Linked DNA regions of Mus musculus: region 2 is linked to region 1. A link is a loop called in an ENCODE intact Hi-C map of the cell type or tissue named here. Cell type or tissue: heart. All regions are shown on one strand. Links, peaks and the distances in the headings refer to the core of each region. The heading gives the core; the rest is flanking DNA.

What was found. Hi-C counts contacts between places; a loop is a spot of excess contacts. Peaks named below come from ENCODE experiments on the same cell type or tissue, not always from the same donor. Only the 100,000 strongest peaks of a DNase experiment are listed, where the experiment ranks them.
Region 2: it touches region 1 in a loop (6-fold over the local background); 7 of 42 quality-filtered maps call a loop at or near these places.

What each region holds. Positions count from the first base shown.
Region 1 is chr14:63,466,766-63,475,374 of GRCm38, forward strand. No RefSeq gene overlaps it. Among named protein-coding and RNA genes, the nearest start is that of Gm17232, 23 kb to the right of the region's middle. In heart, for the core only: a CTCF peak has its summit at 4,527 (motif pointing left); no DNase peak of the experiment used is centred there; H3K27me3 peaks cover 904 bases.
Region 2 is chr14:63,046,700-63,055,308 of GRCm38, forward strand. Defb42 (defensin beta 42) reads left to right here and starts at 292. Exons shown (of 3, transcript NM_001034910.3): 1 at 292-351; 2 at 745-919; 3 at 1,529-1,907. The coding sequence starts at 865. The coding sequence ends at 1,701. It overlaps 2700070H01Rik (RIKEN cDNA 2700070H01 gene), which reads left to right and starts at 8,374. Exons shown (of 3, transcript NR_046019.1): 1 at 8,374-8,407. In heart, for the core only: a CTCF peak has its summit at 4,266 (motif pointing right); a DNase peak (open chromatin) is centred at 4,272; H3K4me3 peaks cover 230 bases; H3K27ac peaks cover 1,599 bases.

The sequences.
Region 1 (8,609 bases), core at 166-8,165:
AAAATTACTACCACATAGAGGTCACAGACTTTTTTATACCAAAGCCAAGACGCATGTCCACTTCTTCAAGCCAGCTGAACATGGTAACCATTTGGCTGTTATACTAGAGTTCTCTAGAAAGCACCAATAGAATGCATATCTATTGTACAAGGGCACTCGTTACACCAGCTTACACGATAGACCCAGGTAGTCCAGGGATAGTAATCTGCATGTTTAACTCCAGTAGCTGCTCAGTCTGAGAAGCTGGAAGCCTCAGCAGTCCCAGCAGATGCTGAAGGCCTGGAAACTCCATGGAGAGCCTCTGGTATTGAATCTGCATTCCGAGGCCAAAGGAGTCCATGCCAGTGGAGGATGACTACAGGCCGGTCAGGACAAAAGGGAGCACAGGTAGGCAGTGTTTCCTCTGCCCGTTTATTGGAAAGTGTTGCTCACTTTTAGGGTGGGGTTTAACACCTCCCCCAGGCCCCCTCTCTAGAATTGTCCACACAGGGAAGTAGAGGAACAGAGATGCTCCAAGGTGCTGACCAAACTGAGGAATGTGGATGTGACCTCTCAGAAGTGACACAGCCCTTTGTTCAGAGGGCCAGCTGTGGCTTCATTAGGTTGGGCCAACTGCCCCAGTGTGCTCTGGGAGCTTTGTCACCAGCCCAACCTACAGCTTCCACATTCCAGACCCTGAATGTCACAGCCCATCTGGATGCCGGGAGAATGGGAATTGATTCCCCTGCCTTTCCTGCTTCTTAGTGAATACAGAGGATTCCCCTCCTGTTCACTGTCCACATCAGAACCCTGCTGCCTGTGATTGGACTGGCTTGGGGGAAGGCTGAGCTGCTGCTACTCTGAGGGAAATGATATGCAGCTGAGCCACTTGGGCAGTACAGGCAGGCCCCAGGCCCCAGGCCCCAGGCCCTATCTGGTGTGAGCTGATCCAATAGAAGGCTACATTATTAAATACCCTGTTCCTAGGCACAAAGCAAATGACTACATAGCCCAGCCTACAGGGAGATCCTGGAGGAAGGGAAACCTCAGAAGAGCATAAAAGCCCTGGAAGTGGCCACCTCACTTGCCACAAGGAAGTGAGTCCTGCCACGAGTGGTTTCTACCAGCCATGGATGGCGCAAGACTCTAGAGGCTTGGCTTCTCGAAATGTTCCTAAGCCATCTGTTAGACAGAAGGGTCCCACGATGCCTGCTTCTCACTCCCTTCAGGGATGAAGAGGCACTCAGGTAGGAAGACTTGCCAAGGAAGGTGATAAGTCTCCAGAGAAAATGATCACAACGCCAAGCCAGACCTTGAGAGTGTCTTACAAAGTCACGCCTGGCCAAGCCTCGTTTGGAAGGATTGCAAGAGACTAGTATTGGGACACATGCTTCTCCACTTGCCCACCTAGATGGATCAAGAACTTGGTTGGGAAAGGAGAAGCTACTCTGAGCCTTCCAGGAAGGGGAAGGGAGAGGGGTGAGGACTGAGAGCTTCTGGAACCGTAGGAAGATCTGAGCCGGGGAGTCAGGGAAGACCAGGCCGCCAGTGGAAGTGATTCCTAGAACTCTTCTCCCTGGGGTGTCACCTCACAGGGACAACAGTGATGAGCAAGCTTCTCTGGCCAATGTATCTGGAAATGAGGTCTTTGTGGGTTAAGATGAAGTCATAAGCACATAGCTGGTATCTTTATTTCTCAAAGGTGACTAGGACACAGACACACAGAGGGAGGTCATGTGAAGACACAGGCTAAGATGGCCATTGCAAACCCAGGAAGAGAAGCCTTGGGAGGGGCCAGTCCTGCTGCTCACAATCAGACTTCTGGTTTTCAGAATCATGACAACAGGGGTTACTGTTTGAGCCACCCACTCTGCAGTACTTGTGATAACACCTGTGGTGATTAGTTTTAACGATCAATCTGACTCACCTGATAGCCTCATAGAGTAACTGATTTTTTTTTCCAGGTTGGTCTATTGGCACATCTCTAGGAGGATGGTCTTGCTTGTTAATGTAGGAAGACCCAGCTCGTTGTGAGAGGTGAGGGGTCCTGAGCTATTGGACAGTAGAAAGTTAGCAAAGCAAGCAGACAGCACCGATGCGCTCACTTCTCTCCGCTCATGACTGTGATATGTTGTGGTCAGTTGCTCGGGATCCTGCCTTGACTTCCACAAAATGACAGACTGTGACCTGGAGCTGTAAGACAGATGGGCCATTACTCCTCTGGGTTCCTTGTGCTCATCAGAGCAACAGAAATGACACTAGACACCAGATCAACCAAAAAAAAAAAAATAGTACATCTGCTTCTCCTCTCTGGCCTCTCTTCTTCCCTCCCACTCCCCACCCTTCAGCTGTCCACCTGGGGGTAAGCTGGGTCACTTCTCACGAGTATTTGGGCTGGAACAAGTCCGTACCAGCTAGTTCTGTGTCAACTTGACACAGGCTGGAGTTATCACAGAAAAAGGAGCTTCAGTTGAGGAAATGCCTCCAGGAGATCCAGCTGTAAGGCATTTTCTCAATTAGTGATCAAGGGGGAAAGGCCCCTTGTGGGTAGGACCATCTCGGGGCTGGCAGTCTTGGTTCTATAAGAGAGCAGGCTGAGCAAGCCAGGGGAGGCAAGCCAGTAAAGAACATCCCTCCATGGCCTCTGCATCAGCTCCTGCTTCCTGACCTGCTTGAGTTCCAGCCCTGACTTCCTTGGTGATGAACAGCAGCATGGAAGTGTAAGCTGAATAAACCCTTTCCTCCCCAACTTGTTTCTTGGTCATGATGTTTGTACAGGAATAGAAACCCTGACTAAGACAAAGTCCTAAGTAAGGACCAGCATGACCTCTGAGGGAAGTACATAGGTAACCAAGCCCATGACCATTAGCAACCAAGTTGTTAAGGAGGGACCCTCAGCCCGGGAGCAGACCCAGAGTCTTCCATCACCCACAGGGACTCTTTTTTTGCCATGAGGACTCTTTAGTCAAAGGACGTGTGCCAAACGGCAGGCAGCAGGACAATGTGGTTGGTGTGAGAAGAAAAGATCACAACTTCTGCCGGTGTCATTAACTTCTTCCATGAAATTTAAATGTGCGTGACATTGGGTACAGCAATTCATTATATGATACATACTTCGGGAGGACCACAAACCTTTTGGCTGAAACCCACAAAATCAAGCAAGTAGGCGGCCAGCTTTTGTCTGTAGCCCTGGTAGTGGATTGTGCCTGCTGTGCTCCTTGGTGGTGCTAGATGGGACAGGAGCCAAGGCGGCCTTTCTTCTGGGAGATGGCCCAACCACATTCTATTTGACCACAGCAGGAGGCGTCTGCATGTCAGTCACCCTCCCAGTAAAAGCTGAGTCCCTGCTCTTCTGCTCAGAGCTAAGCTCAACAGAGCGGCCCCTGCAAGAAACCCCAGAAAACACAAGATAGGAAAAAAAGAGAGAGAGAGAAAGGAAAAGATTGGAAGGGACAGAGAATATGGAAGAGTGAGGTGGTGGAAGAGTAGGAACAAGAAAATCCAAGGGATCGAGGGAGCTTCCCTGCCCCTCCCCCATGACAGGATTTCTCTGTGTAATCCTGGAACTCTCTCATTCCTTCTGAAAGCTTCGATTTAAGGTGTGCACCTTCTTACAGTGTTGGCTCTGAATCTCAGACCATGGACTAGGCTTTCCTGCCTGCTCTCCCATCTCCCCTCCCTCCTGTAAATAATTGTTTTGGCCAATTCTAAGAACAGGGCCTAAGATAGTAGCTTCTGAGCTGGAGGCTCAAACAGTAGTGCATCGTAGAGCCAGCTGCCTAGCAGAACACCCCCAGGTCTATGGGCTCCACCAGTTAGAGAGGCTTGTCCATCACCTGTTGTCCCTGTGAAGCCACACCTCAGCTTCTGCCAGAGACACCCTCGGCCCCTGCTCATCCTTCTAACCTAGCCCCCAGAAGGTCATCTCCCCAGCCCTAATCTTCAGGGGGCCCAATGGGACTCACAGTATCACCTTTAATACTCCTCCCCTGATCACAACCACCCTGACCTCCACAGCTGCCCATCTCAGGAACAAGAAGCTAAAGCTATCACCATAGCAGTGTGCCAGGGCATCCAGGAGGCACACGTTGATTTATTTTTTTAAGCAAAAGAAGCTTCTGTTTAAAAGATGACAGTCACTGGTATTTCTAGAAGGCAGTGAATTTCCCTGGGGCTTGGAGGTACAGCATGTAAAGCCATGGCTCTATACTGATTCCGCGGAATTGCTGGGACGTAGCTATTGTAGCAATGTGTGCTGTCAGCACCAGTGGGCTATAAAGCGGTGGCTGGAGCGTAACTCTCTCCTCTGAATTGAAACCCAACACTATTGGCTCATTAACAGTCAGCCAGTGGCAGAGCTAGTGATGAGCTGGAGTCTCCTGGCTTCTTTCCTAAGCTCTACCCTCTGGCTTCCCACCTCCATATGTTCCTTACTCAAACCACAGCAGAGAAGGTCTAAGAAAACAAGTCTGCCAACAAATGGCTTTCAGACTGCTGGCCTGCCACCCACCGCAGTTAGTAGAGCCTAAGGTGCCCTCTGCTGGAAAACTATAGAATACATTTGTGTGTGCACTTAACTGAGTTTCCTTGGCATCTTTGATTGTCAGAATTTGCTATTTGTTAGAATAATGCACATTTTGATGTTCTTCTCCATGGACCAAGCATGAAATCTCTAATCTGTCAGAATTAAAACTCTATAAATTCATATTCTCTCTCTCCTTCCTCTCTCTCTCTCTCTGAAACCTTTTGGTCTAGCCGAAAGGTTCTTACTCTACAAGTCTCTTTGAGGTCCTGAGCCAGGTACCTAACACCAAACAGATACACAGTGTCCATCCTTTTTATTTCTGCTTTTCCATAAGCAGTGTGGAATTTCTGAGAAAGATTCATATGGAAACAGAGCATTAATTAAAGGACACTGTGACAGAAGTTACACACGCTTGGAGTTCCATCTGCCCAGTTCCCACACTTCCCTAGGTAAACTGTAGCCTTAGTCTTTTATGCACCTTTCCAAAACTTCAAAAACACCTATCTGGGCTGGACAGATGGCTCAGAGGGTAAATGCACCGTTGGCAGAGCCTAATGACCTAAGTCCAATCCCCAGGACCCACATGTCGGGAGGAGAGAACCCCGCCCCCATAAGTTATCCTCTAACCTCCATACATGTGCCATGGTATGCTCCCAGTAAGACATGAAATACTTTTAAAAGTAAAGTAAAAATGCATGCATGCACACATACACATATATATTGTACTGGCTAGTTTTGTGTCAACTTGACACCGCTGGAGTTATCACAGAGAAAGGAGCTTCAGTTGAGGAAATGCCTCCATGAGATCCAACTGTAAGGCATTTTCTCAATTAGTGATCAAGGGGGAAAGGCCCCTTGTGGGTGGGACCATCTCTGGGCTGGTAGTCTTGGGTTTTATAAGAGAGCAGGCTGAGCAAGCCAGGTGAAGCAAGCCAGTAAAGAACATCCCTCCATGGCCTCTGCATCAGCTCCTGCTTTCTGACCTGCTTGAGTTCCAGTCCTGCATCCTTTGGTGATCAACAGCAGTATGGAAATGTAAGCCGAATAAACCCTTTCCTCCCCAACTTGCTTCTTGGTCATGATGTTTGTGCAGGAATAGAAACCCTGACTAAGACAAATTGGTACCAGCAGAGTGGGGTATTTCTGTGACAACCTGACCATGTTTTGGGGAGGTCTGTGGAAGGACTTTGGAACTTTGGGCTTGAAGATCCATTCGTTGTTAAGAGCTCTGTCAGATGTTTTGTAGGAGCTTGGAAGATAATGTTGAGGACAGTGCAGAAGATGGAGGCCTGGGTTGTGAAATTTCAGAGGGAAAATTAAAGACTCTTTTGAGGGCCATTGTTGTTTTGATTGTGAAGATTCTGTAGTTCTGGTTAGCTGGGGCTGAAGAATCAGCTGTGATTAACAAGATACCAGAACTACTAAAGCAAAAACTTTGCATTACTGGGACTATTGATGCTGGTTAGCCGGAGCTAAGAAATTAGCGGTGATTAAGAAGAGACCAGCATCATTGAGGTGACATCTTCTGGGAAGTGTTTTCTGAGAGCACAGTGGCTGTGTTCCAGATATAGCCAACGTTGTACATTGTGCTGTGGCTAGACTTGGTAATGTGTAAGGGTCACCCAGGTGGTACTGGTTGGTTTTGAAGGCATGAAGGAGTTGAGCAGAGCAGCTGAGGCTTGGCACTGTGAGAGGCCATGGAAGGCCATTGGTGAAAGTGCAGCCTCAGTTGCAATTGATGGCCCAGGACTGAAGGGGTCATGCAGTGTTTTGGAGATGCCAGTACCATGAGATGACCACCAAGAGCAGCAGCAGCAGTGGGGTACAGGCATCTGGAGCCTAGAGGATGACGCGTGTGCTACAAAGGGCATGGCTGGAGAAGTGACCCAAGCCCTTAGAGGAGCCCAGAAGATCGTGAGTTGGATCCCAGACATTGGACGGTTGGAGATTGACTTTTGCTTTTGATTGTGACTGTGCCCTTATATTTTCCCTCTTGAAAGAAGAAACTGTTTTAGTGGAGCCCACAGTTAAGAGACTTTTAATTGTAAAAAGACTTTGGATTTTTAAAAAGATGGATATTTTAAAGAGATTGAAATTTTAAGAATATGTAAAGGCTGTGGGACTTTTAAAGTTGTTTAGATCTTGGGGATGAATAAGAATGTAAGGGTTGAGGCTTACTAGTGATGTTTTTGTGTGTCAAGGGGTCAATTGTACTGGCTAGTTTTGTGTCAACTTGACACCGCTGGAGTTATCACAGAGAAAGGAGCTTCAGTTGAGGAAATGCCTCCATGAGATCCAACTGTAAGGCATTTTCTCAATTAGTGATCAAGGGGGAAAGGCCCCTTGTGGGTGGGACCATCTCTGGGCTGGTAGTCTTGGGTTTTATAAGAGAGCAGGCTGAGCAAGCCAGGTGAAGCAAGCCAGTAAAGAACATCCCTCCATGGCCTCTGCATCAGCTCCTGCTTTCTGACCTGCTTGAGTTCCAGTCCTGCATCCTTTGGTGATCAACAGCAGTATGGAAATGTAAGCCGAATAAACCCTTTCCTCCCCAACTTGCTTCTTGGTCATGATGTTTGTGCAGGAATAGAAACCCTGACTAAGACATATATATAGGAAACACACACACATCTCATTACCCCTTCTATCCCTACCAGTCCATTTCTCAGATTCATGACTTTTGGATTGGCTTTTAGTTTATTCAAGGTCACTTAGTGCATATTTGATTAGAACTACTTATTGGGCTTAGCGAGGTCACCAGTAAGTACACAACCGAAGGCAATTATTCTGTCCTTGAATCTATCCATACAGTGGCAGTATCGTTCAATTACATCATGAGTTTTGACCACTCTTATTTCCCATTTCTCTCTCTTGCTCTCCTCCTCTGCTTCCTTCTCCTTCCATTCCTATTCTCAAATAGCCTCCCTTCTCTTTTCATGTCTTTCTGTGCACATTCGTGTAGATAGATAAATGATAGATGATAAATAGATGATAGTTGAAGTATAGATAGATGATAGAGAGATAATAGTTGAATAAACGTGTGTGTGTGTGCGCGCGCGCGTAGAAAGGTAGGCACGCTGGGTTTGAAGCCCTGCTCTGTGCTTACTAGCTCTATGCCCCAGGAGAACTAGTTTATCAGTCTCCTTCTCAATGTGCCCATATGTAAATCAGAACAACCACCTTACAGGATGGTTGCAGATTAAAACAGATAATCTGGCTTCTGAAAGGGTATTGAACTGTACCGGGAGCAGATACAGCTCCCTTCCTGCACTTAAGACTTTCTCCATAAGCACACTGCCCCTTCCATCTGTGGGGGGTTGGTTCCAGGACACCTGCAGATACCAAAATTTGTGGATGTTTATAGCTGGTACATAATAAAGTGGTACACACTACTATATAATCCATGTATCATTTAAATCACATGTAAATATATTTGAACATCTAACACAGTGTCCATAGGTGCTGTCTTGATGGTTGAATGGATGTGGGGGGTGGGGGCATATCTGGATGTTCAGTGCAGACACAGGATTTTCCACCTTGAATACTTCTGATCTGCATTTTATACAACCCAAAGTTACAGAGACATAACACACATTCTTTTGTGTATTTTGGGGGGTGGTTTTTTTTTTCAATTTATTGCATGAAGGAATTACACTAGTCCAAATTAAAAGTGGACCCCAAATGATTCCATTAAACAAACTGAAGTGGGAAAAAAAAAAAAAAGCTTGTTACAAGGAACAGAAGGAAATTCTGCTCTGCCAGGAAATCCTCACTCTTCAGAGAGCAGCAAGCAATTAAAACCGATGGGTCGTCGGCTGATTGTCCTAGCCCATCCAGGCTCTGTCAGAGCTGGCATATGCTCTTGCATTAGTCACCTTTAGCTGAATCACTTCTCCATATTGTGGATGCTCAATTACAGTACCCGTGCAGGCAAAGGACTTCTTAAATATCTTCACTGGTTTCTTTATATCCTAATTATCAGCATCCTTGGACATTAGTGAGGGTCTTCTTGCTGTTGCTCCGTTGAATACTTACATGAATACAGCCTTCAGTGCCAGCAGGAAGCAGTGCATCACCCTTACTTGCATCAAAAAATGTTGTGACCTGG
Region 2 (8,609 bases), core at 182-8,181, 420 kb before region 1:
CAGTGTGTGGGCCACTTGGCAACAAGCCTACCTCAAAGGACAGAATAACATCAGAGTTTGTATTAATCATTCATTACTGCCCCAAGGAGTGTGGGCCTAATGGCACTTTCCAAAGGCCACATCCTTACCTCCAGAGAACTACTGTTCAGTTCCACCTCTGGATCTAGGCATCTGACCTTGAAAACAGCCCTCCCATGAGAAAGCAGAGTTCCAGCCCAGCTACCCAGCTGCCCCCACAGTGAGGCTCCTCCCTCTTGCCTGCGGCCCTCAAGAGACCCAGATTGGTGTCTCAAGCCATTTGGAAAAGGAAGCTCTCTGGGGACTTTTCCACAGCAGAATCTGGCCAAACGAGTAAGTAAAACTGAAAGAGGAGACTTCTCCACTCGCTGAGCAAACCCTCTACTCTTAGTCAAACCCTGTTGACATGCTAAGAGCCTTTTGCTTCTTGGAACCCTGTGAGTATCTTTTACCTGTGCCCCTCCCAGCCATGAATTGCCTGTGCTCTGTAGTACTGTTTTGTGACCCCTGGGCTTTCAATGTGACTTGCAGGCAAATGACATAACCATTTTTCTCCTGAAATTTCAAAAGGGGAGAGGAAAAGTGCTTAGGCCTTGCGTGAGACTCCTGCTCTGTGGGTGGGGGCACTCTGCCCTTTGCTGAATGCCTTCAACTCGTGTGCTTTGAAGAAATGAGGGTAGTGCTGAACGGCACAGGGTCTCACTCCTCTTCTTCTGGCCTCTATAGAAGCTGGGCTCTCCCTGGAAGAGTGAGCTTGAATCCAGCGCCACCTAACCCAGATCATCTCTATAAACAAGGCTTCCAGACAGCTGTCTCGGCAGTTCCAGCTCCAGACCCTCCACAGCTATGAACCTGCGTCTTTCATGCTTACTGTTCATCCTGGTGACATCATTGCCTGCAGGTAGGCAGTGGACTATGGGTCTGAAAAGGTCTCTTAAAAGCTCAGATCCTAAAATTTTAAATAGATGATAGATAGATAGATAGATAGATAGATAGATAGATAGATAGACAGACAGATAGATAGCCTGATCTATGGGTATAAGCCCAGAATGGGAAGTTCCACCCACAGGAGATGGGCCATCAGTTTAGGGCTAGGTCATGGTTAAGGGTTGCCTTTCTCTATACTAACCATCTTTCACTATTTCCTGAAAACTTCCAGGACCTTTAGGAGAGCTCTTTTCATGATGCATACATCTCTACTCACCATATTCCTAATGTTTTATTTTAATTCAGAATCTCTCTATGTAGCCCTGACTGTCCTGGAACTAGCTATGTAGACCAGGCTGGCCTTGGACTCCTAGAACTGCCTCAGTATCTAGAGTGCTGGGGTTAAAGGTGTGCACCAACATGCCCAACTCAAATCCCTCTTCGTAGACCTAGACGCCACAGTCTTACTGAAGTATGATAGGAAGTAAAAGGATGGGTCCCAGAGGGAGAATGAGCAAGAGAAAACCAGCCCAGGTTCGTCCCTAGCTTTCTGAAGACTGGTTGCCCTTTCTCTATTCTTCAGGTCGCTGTTCGATCGGGAATAAGGGCATATCCTTTGAGACGTGCACCGCAATCGAAGGCTTGTGTTTCTTTGGTTGTAAGTTAGGGTGGGTATGGATTGCCTACTGTAACAACATAATGTCCTGTTGTAGAAAGGATACCGATTTTGTACTTCCTCAAACCAAAGGTATATGACCTAGCCTCACAGCTCCAGTTAAAAGGCCATGTGAATGATTAAACACTCCCAATCTGTCTGTGAGGCCCAAGAGCTCAAGAAAAAGTGGACGTGACGCATAAGGGTGACGCTGGCCACGTGTCTGTTTACTGGCAAAAGCCCAGATGGCATTTTGTAAGAAGCTTTGCAATAAATGGCACCCCGTGGTCTTCCTTGTCTTAAATCATAAATTTCCCGTTTCAAATTCACCTGTGTGGGACTGGAGAAGTGACTCGGTGGTTAAGAGCACTGGCTGCTCTTCTAGAGGACCTAGGCTTGTTTCCCATCACCTATATGGTAGCTCACAAGCATCTGTAACTCCAGTTCCAGGGGATGTAATGCTCTCTTTCAGCTTCTGCAGACGTTTCGCTTACGTGGTACACAGATACACATGCAGGCTAGACACCACATACATAAAATTAAATTGAATTAAAAAAAACAAACAAAACAAAGAACAACAAATTCAACGGCTCCATACAAGCCACAGGCCGAAGGAAATGACATTCTCCGAGAAATGTCCATGAGAATAAGAAAAAATAACTGACATGAAGCTCTCAGCATTTAAACTGTTTTGCATATATCAAGTTACTTAACCTTGAAACAAAATCTGATTTCTTTAAATGATGGATTTTTTTTCTAAGATCATACAAGTAATAACTTAGTTTGTCCTGGATTTGCACCCAGTCCATCTTCATTTTTTTGTTATTATTAATTTATGTATATTTCATCAGGCTTTAAGTACACCAGTTGGTTGTCCAATACCAAATGGTCAGCCCTGAAAAACATATAGCTACAAGTAATATATGAACTGAACATGTTATATTTACATATTTGGGAACACACACATGTGCACTACCCAGCCTGTCTTGACTGCATCTGCTTTCACTTGCGCTGAACTTCTTTCCTCTTGGGAAGTACAGGAGTCTGGCTTGGCTGTAGTTTCAATGAGCAGTTATGAATCCAACCAGAGACATGAAATACTGGGCCATCAAAACTCTTTTTTAAGGCTCAAAGCCATAAAGCTCTGTCTTCTGAGTTCCATTTCTGACTCCAGGCACAGGTCCCACCCATTGACATCACTACTTTTTTTTGTTTGTTTGTTTTTGTTTTTGTTTTTCAAGACACGGTTTCTCTGTGTAGCCCTGGCTGTCCTGGAACTCACTTTGTAGACCAGGCTGGCCTTGAACTCAGAAATCCGCCTGCCTCTGCCTCCCAAGTGCTGGGATTAAAGGCGTGCGCCACCACGCCCGGCAACATCACTACTTTTGCCCATGTATCATGGACCCTCAGGCTCAGGGTCAAGCCCTCCACACAATTGCCTTTTGCCAGCGTGCTTCCTTACCATCCATTCCCGTCGCCCATGCCTCAGGGGCAGAACCACCAGGCGCCATCAAGATCCTCATAATTCATCAATGAGAATGGTTGGCAGCCTCAGGTCAGGATTGGTCTTCCCCAGACTGTGGTCACAGTGCACAGTAACACTCTATGAGCACGGCAGGAGGAAGCCACCTGCCCACAGGTCTCCAGCTTCTGGTCCTCATACTTCCGGGGGGGGGGGGGCGGGCGGGGAGAGTCACAATGGGTTCACACAGCTAATAAGACTCTAATGACATGATACTTTGCTTAGCCCTTATGAGACCGTCTAGTAACAGCTATAGCATGTGGCAACCTGCACTGGCTCCTTAAAGCGTGTCCTCTTACCAAAAGAAAAGTGGGAGTGTTTGGGTCTTCCCGCTTTCGTGGATTGTCAGCCGATTCAATTCACAAGGACAAAGGGAGCAGAGACATCAAGGAGGGGGAGGGGTGGCAGGTGGGGGTTGACGGTGGTGGGGGATGATGGGAGTAGGTTGGAGGGGCTTGGGCGTGTTCCAAAGCCCTGTGGGTACCTACAGTGAATAAACCACACTGGGATCACCTGGGGCGGGGGGGGGGGGGGGGCGGGGGGGGGGCGGGGTGTAGATCAATGTTATTTAGGGTGATTCAAGGCCTATAAAGTTTGAGTGGACTGAATGTAGCTCTGAACTGTACAATTAAAAGGAATTGGGAGGAAGACTAGCAGTATGATTCAGTGGGTAAAGGCACTTGCTACCAAACCTGACTGTCTGGGCTTGATGTTGCCAAAACCCACATGGTAGAAGGAAAGAGCCTCTGATGCATGCATCAGCACATATCTGCATGTGTAAACACACGCACACGCGCGCGCGCACACACACACCACCATCACCACCACTACACACACACCATCTGGCTGAAAACCTGAGAGATGGAGAAACTTGGACCTTCTGGTGATAGACAACAATTAGAGTTGTTCCACCCTTTTCAATCTTCATAGTTTGAGAAAATGGACACATACCAGCTTGGGTAGGACTTTAAAAAAAAAAAAAACAAACAAACAAAAAAAACACAGATCAAATTTCAGTGCAATCTGTCGGTGGCCCCAACTGTGCGAGCTTTTGAAAGCTCTGGAGTTCCCTCAACATGGGAGGCTTCTACAAAGGAAAACCACAAGGGTAGGAAGGCCAACCCTTAGTTTTTGCTTCCACCACCAGGGGGCGCAGGCGCAGGCTTTCAGCCATCTTGCCACATCCCAGGGGAAGTCTGTAAGCTGAAAAAGTGTGAACTTGAATACTCAAAGCAATAAAGGGAACCAGACTTTTACACTGAAGCTTGGGGGAGGAAAGGAATAGGGTGGGGCGCTTACTAATACAGGTTGTGAGGACAAAATCCATCTCTGGCTGCATATGGTAATGAAGACCCTTAACAACAGTAATGTCTTGATTTGAGTATTTTTTTTTTTTAATTGTACATGAATGTAGACTTGGAAGCCATCTATCTGGGAGCTCAGTTCCTTGTCACTCTTTGTTGAGTGACATTAGGAAATGTACTTACCGGGGCTGGAGGGATGGCTCAGCAGTTCCAGAAGTCCTGAGTTCAATTCCCAGCAACTACGTGGTGGCTCATAACCATCTGTAATGGGATCTGACACCCTCCACTAGTGTGTCTGAAGACAGTGACGGTGCGTTCATATACATAAAAATAAACAAATAATTCTTTAAAAAAGAAATAAAGGAAGAAAAGAAGAGAAAGGAAAAGAAAGGAAAAGAAAAGAAGAGAAAAGAAAAGAAAAGAAAAGAAAAGAAAAGAAAAGAAAAGAAAAGAAGAGGTACTTACCATGGAAAATAATAACTACATAACAGGCCACAAGTAAGCTGGTGATGGAGAGCTTGAGGGAGTCTCTATATTCCTTTTAATTTCCTTAAAGCAGTGGACTTTCACAGGGGATTTCCACAATCTTTTTTTAAATTATTTTATTTATTTACATTCCAGCTGTTACCCCTTCCTCATCCCCTCTCCCCCAGTTCCTCATCCCACTCCTCCCCCTTGCCTTCGAGAGGGTGCTCCCCCACAACAGGCTTCTCCTTTCCTGGGGCCTCAAGTCTCTTGAGGATTAGACACATCTTCTCTTACTGAGGCCAGACCAGGCAGTCCTCTGCTATATATGTGCAGGGGGCCTCAGACCAAGCCGTGAATGCTGCCTGGCTGGTGGCTCAGTCTCTGGGAGCTCCCTGGGATCTGGGTTAGTTGAGACGCTGGTCTTCCCATGGGGTCGCCCTCCTCTTCAGCTTCTTCAATCCTTCTTCTGATTCCACCCCATCTTCTCCTCTCCTCTTTCCCTTGCCACAGTTCCTGCTTAAGTCTTTAATTCCCAGTATTCCTGCCCACCACCACCACCACAATTCCAGAGCCCCACACCCCCATCTCCCTTTAAAGCCTCCTTCCTTCTCCCTCTTATGGCCCTTTCTAGCCTCCTGGGCTCTACAGATACTTCCAAATTAAATACATAAATCCTTCAAAGCCAGGACCCACACCCACATATGAGGGAGAATATGTAGCATTTGTCTTCTCCTTCTCCTTCTCCTCCTCTCCCTCCTCCTCCTCCTCCTCCTCCTCCTCCTCCTTTGTTTTTTTGTTTTTTTGTTTTTTGCTTTTTCCAGACAGGGTTTCTCTGTGTAGTCCTGGTTGTCCTGGAACTCACTCTGTAGACCAGGCTGGTTTCGAACTCAGTAATCTGCCTGCCTCTGCCTCCTAAGTGCTAGCATTAAAGGTGTGCGCCACCACTGCCTGGATAACATTTGTCTTCTCGGTTACCTTACTCAGAGTAATGCATTCCAGTTTCATCGTTTTTTTTTTTTTCCTGCTAATTTCATTTTCCTTTGTGTGTGAATCACATTTTCGTTATTCATTCATTCAATGGACATATAAGTCGAATCCATTTCTTTGTTAATGTTTTTGGAATTATTTATTTATATGAGTACCCTGATGCTGTCTTCAGACACACCAGAAGAGGGTGTCAGACCCATTACAGATGGTTGTGAGCCACCATGTGGTTGCTGGGAATTGAACTCAGGACCTCTGAAAGAACAGTCAGTGTTCTTAACCACTGAGCCATCTCTTCAGTCCCCCAAATTCATTTCTTAATGACTCACACAATATTTCTAATCTTCGAAACACCCAGCTAGATCATCAGATATTCCTCATTCAGAGTTGGGTCACATAACCACCATCCAAAAGACAGTGAGGCGAATCAAAATGTCCCCATGTTCGACTCACCTGCACAGATAAACAAACAAACAAACAAACAAACCTCTTCTCAACAGTAAACAACAAAAGACAACACATAGAACAAGGGTAACAAGGAACAGGCCAACACCTGTGAAGATGGCTTTAAACTTTGAAGAAGGAATCAATAAAAGATGTTCAAGGATGCAAAGATAAAGACATCTAATACAGCATCCTGGTCACCTCCTTCCTGTCAACTTTAAATATGAGTGTAATCCCACAAAATCTTTGAATCACGCAGACTGAACCTCAAGCTCCTTAATAAAGTTTTTAAATAAGATTGTCATCAGAAATTCAGAAGATGAGGAGTCCGCCTAAGTCTCCTCCTAGATATCCAAGCCTTAACCAAGGAAGCCGATAACAGGACGTGACCAGCTGCATTGACAAGCAGCAGAGGAAAGACAAGGACCTTTCAATTAATAGGACCAACAACAAGTCATTCGGTCAGTAGGGACAACAATACATTGTTCATTAATTAGGGATGCCGCTCTGAAATAATAAGGCTGGTGGCTCATGCAGACCTTATCCCAGAATAAACTCAAAATGAATCAGAGATAGGAAATTATAAAGAGGGAGCCATAGGATTGCTTTATCATCATTTTACCTGAAATAGAGCACAAATGGCATTTTAGGAACTAGTAGGCTACATCAAGTGAATCGTTCTTCCCATGGAAAAGGCAAGAGGGAAAATAACCAGAAACACAACAAATAATAAATTCTTAGAAGCTGGTTAAAAGTTTCAAGTAAAATCTTTCAAATGTTAATTTTAGAAAGTCCTTGAGATTACTTCTATGAAGATATGATGTGTGTGTGTGTGTGCATTTGCATGTGTGTATGTTCGAGTGAAATGTGGGTGGTGTGTGCATGCATGTGCGTGTGTCTGTGTGTGTGTTGTGCATGTGCATGCTACAACCCATGTGTGGAGGTCAGGAGACAGCTTTGTCGAGTTGGTTTCTTTTTTTCCCTTCCCTTCTCTCTTTGTACATAGGTTCTAGGAGTGGCGCAGAGATGACCCTGAGCTGTCTCACTAGCCCAATATTGGAGTGCTTTTAAATGGAACACACCCAAGCTAAAAAAAAACCTTCTGCTACTCACAACGCAGCATTGTAGGCAACCTCCCAGACAAAACAATGGGGAAGAGAAGCTGGGCGCAACAGTAACCCCACGGACTGCCACTCACTTGAATTTTAAGAACATGGCACTGTGTCCAAAGCAGGGAAGGGGCTGTTTCTGGTGGGTGAGTGAGGAGGAAGAGGATGAAGAAAGTGTTGAGAACACTCTGGGAACCTGTATATGAACCCAAACATTTTAAGAGCCCCTCAATCCACTTGCACACAGAAGACCTGTCATCCACAATATTTCTTAATGAGTTCTTGGGCCTCATAGACACATTGGGAGCTTTTAATCAGTGAGTGGAGCTAGGAAGTGGGTCACATCATCCCAGAAAAAAAAAAAAAAAAAGTAACTAACAAGCTTTCCTGGGTAGCCTCTGAAAACCCCAAAGAGCTGGAAAGGCCTCCTAGGATAACAACAAATGCTGGAAGTGTTTCAGAATAGCAGCACAGATGTCCGGGGGAGCATAATTGTTCCTTCTGCGTGTGGTAGGCTAGTTCAGGGTCCAGTCAGAGCTCACCAGACCCCTGAGAGAACCAGGAAAGAGGCTAGCCCAGCCTTTCAGTTGAGCTCCCATTTTCTCTTCCAGACCTCAAGCATGGGCTGCCTGGCCACTCCCTGCCCTCTGAGTCTCTTCTCATCATTCTCAGAATGAGGCACTGTCCAGACAAGACCCAGGCTGTCCACCCTGTGGCGCCAGCAAGCGGAGAGCAGACAGCAGGGCCCCTGCCTCCACCACCTCCCTTCCCCTGGCACCAAAACAAATGACCTCATCTGAGGAACCAGCTCCTATCAGCCACCAGCCTCCCTCCAGGCCAGCAGAGGGATCAACGGGAGGGGAGGAGGCTGGCCCTGGGCTCTGCCTACTTTGGCACAGACCTGGTTCTGCGGAGCATCAGCTGCCGCCTTTAAATCAGGGAGGCTTCGGCTTTGTTCTTGGGTCCTGGATACTGGGTGAGCCCTACTCCTGCATGTAGCCCCCCCCCCCCCCCCGACGTCTCCCTCTGTGCTATCCTTGGGTACACATAACTACAAAGGACAGCCACCACACAAATAGCCAACGAAGGACTGAGGAGGCTCTGTGTATGCATGTGTGCATGCATGCATGCTTGCATGCGTGTGTGCTTGTGAACAGCCTCAGGTATTCATTCTTGGT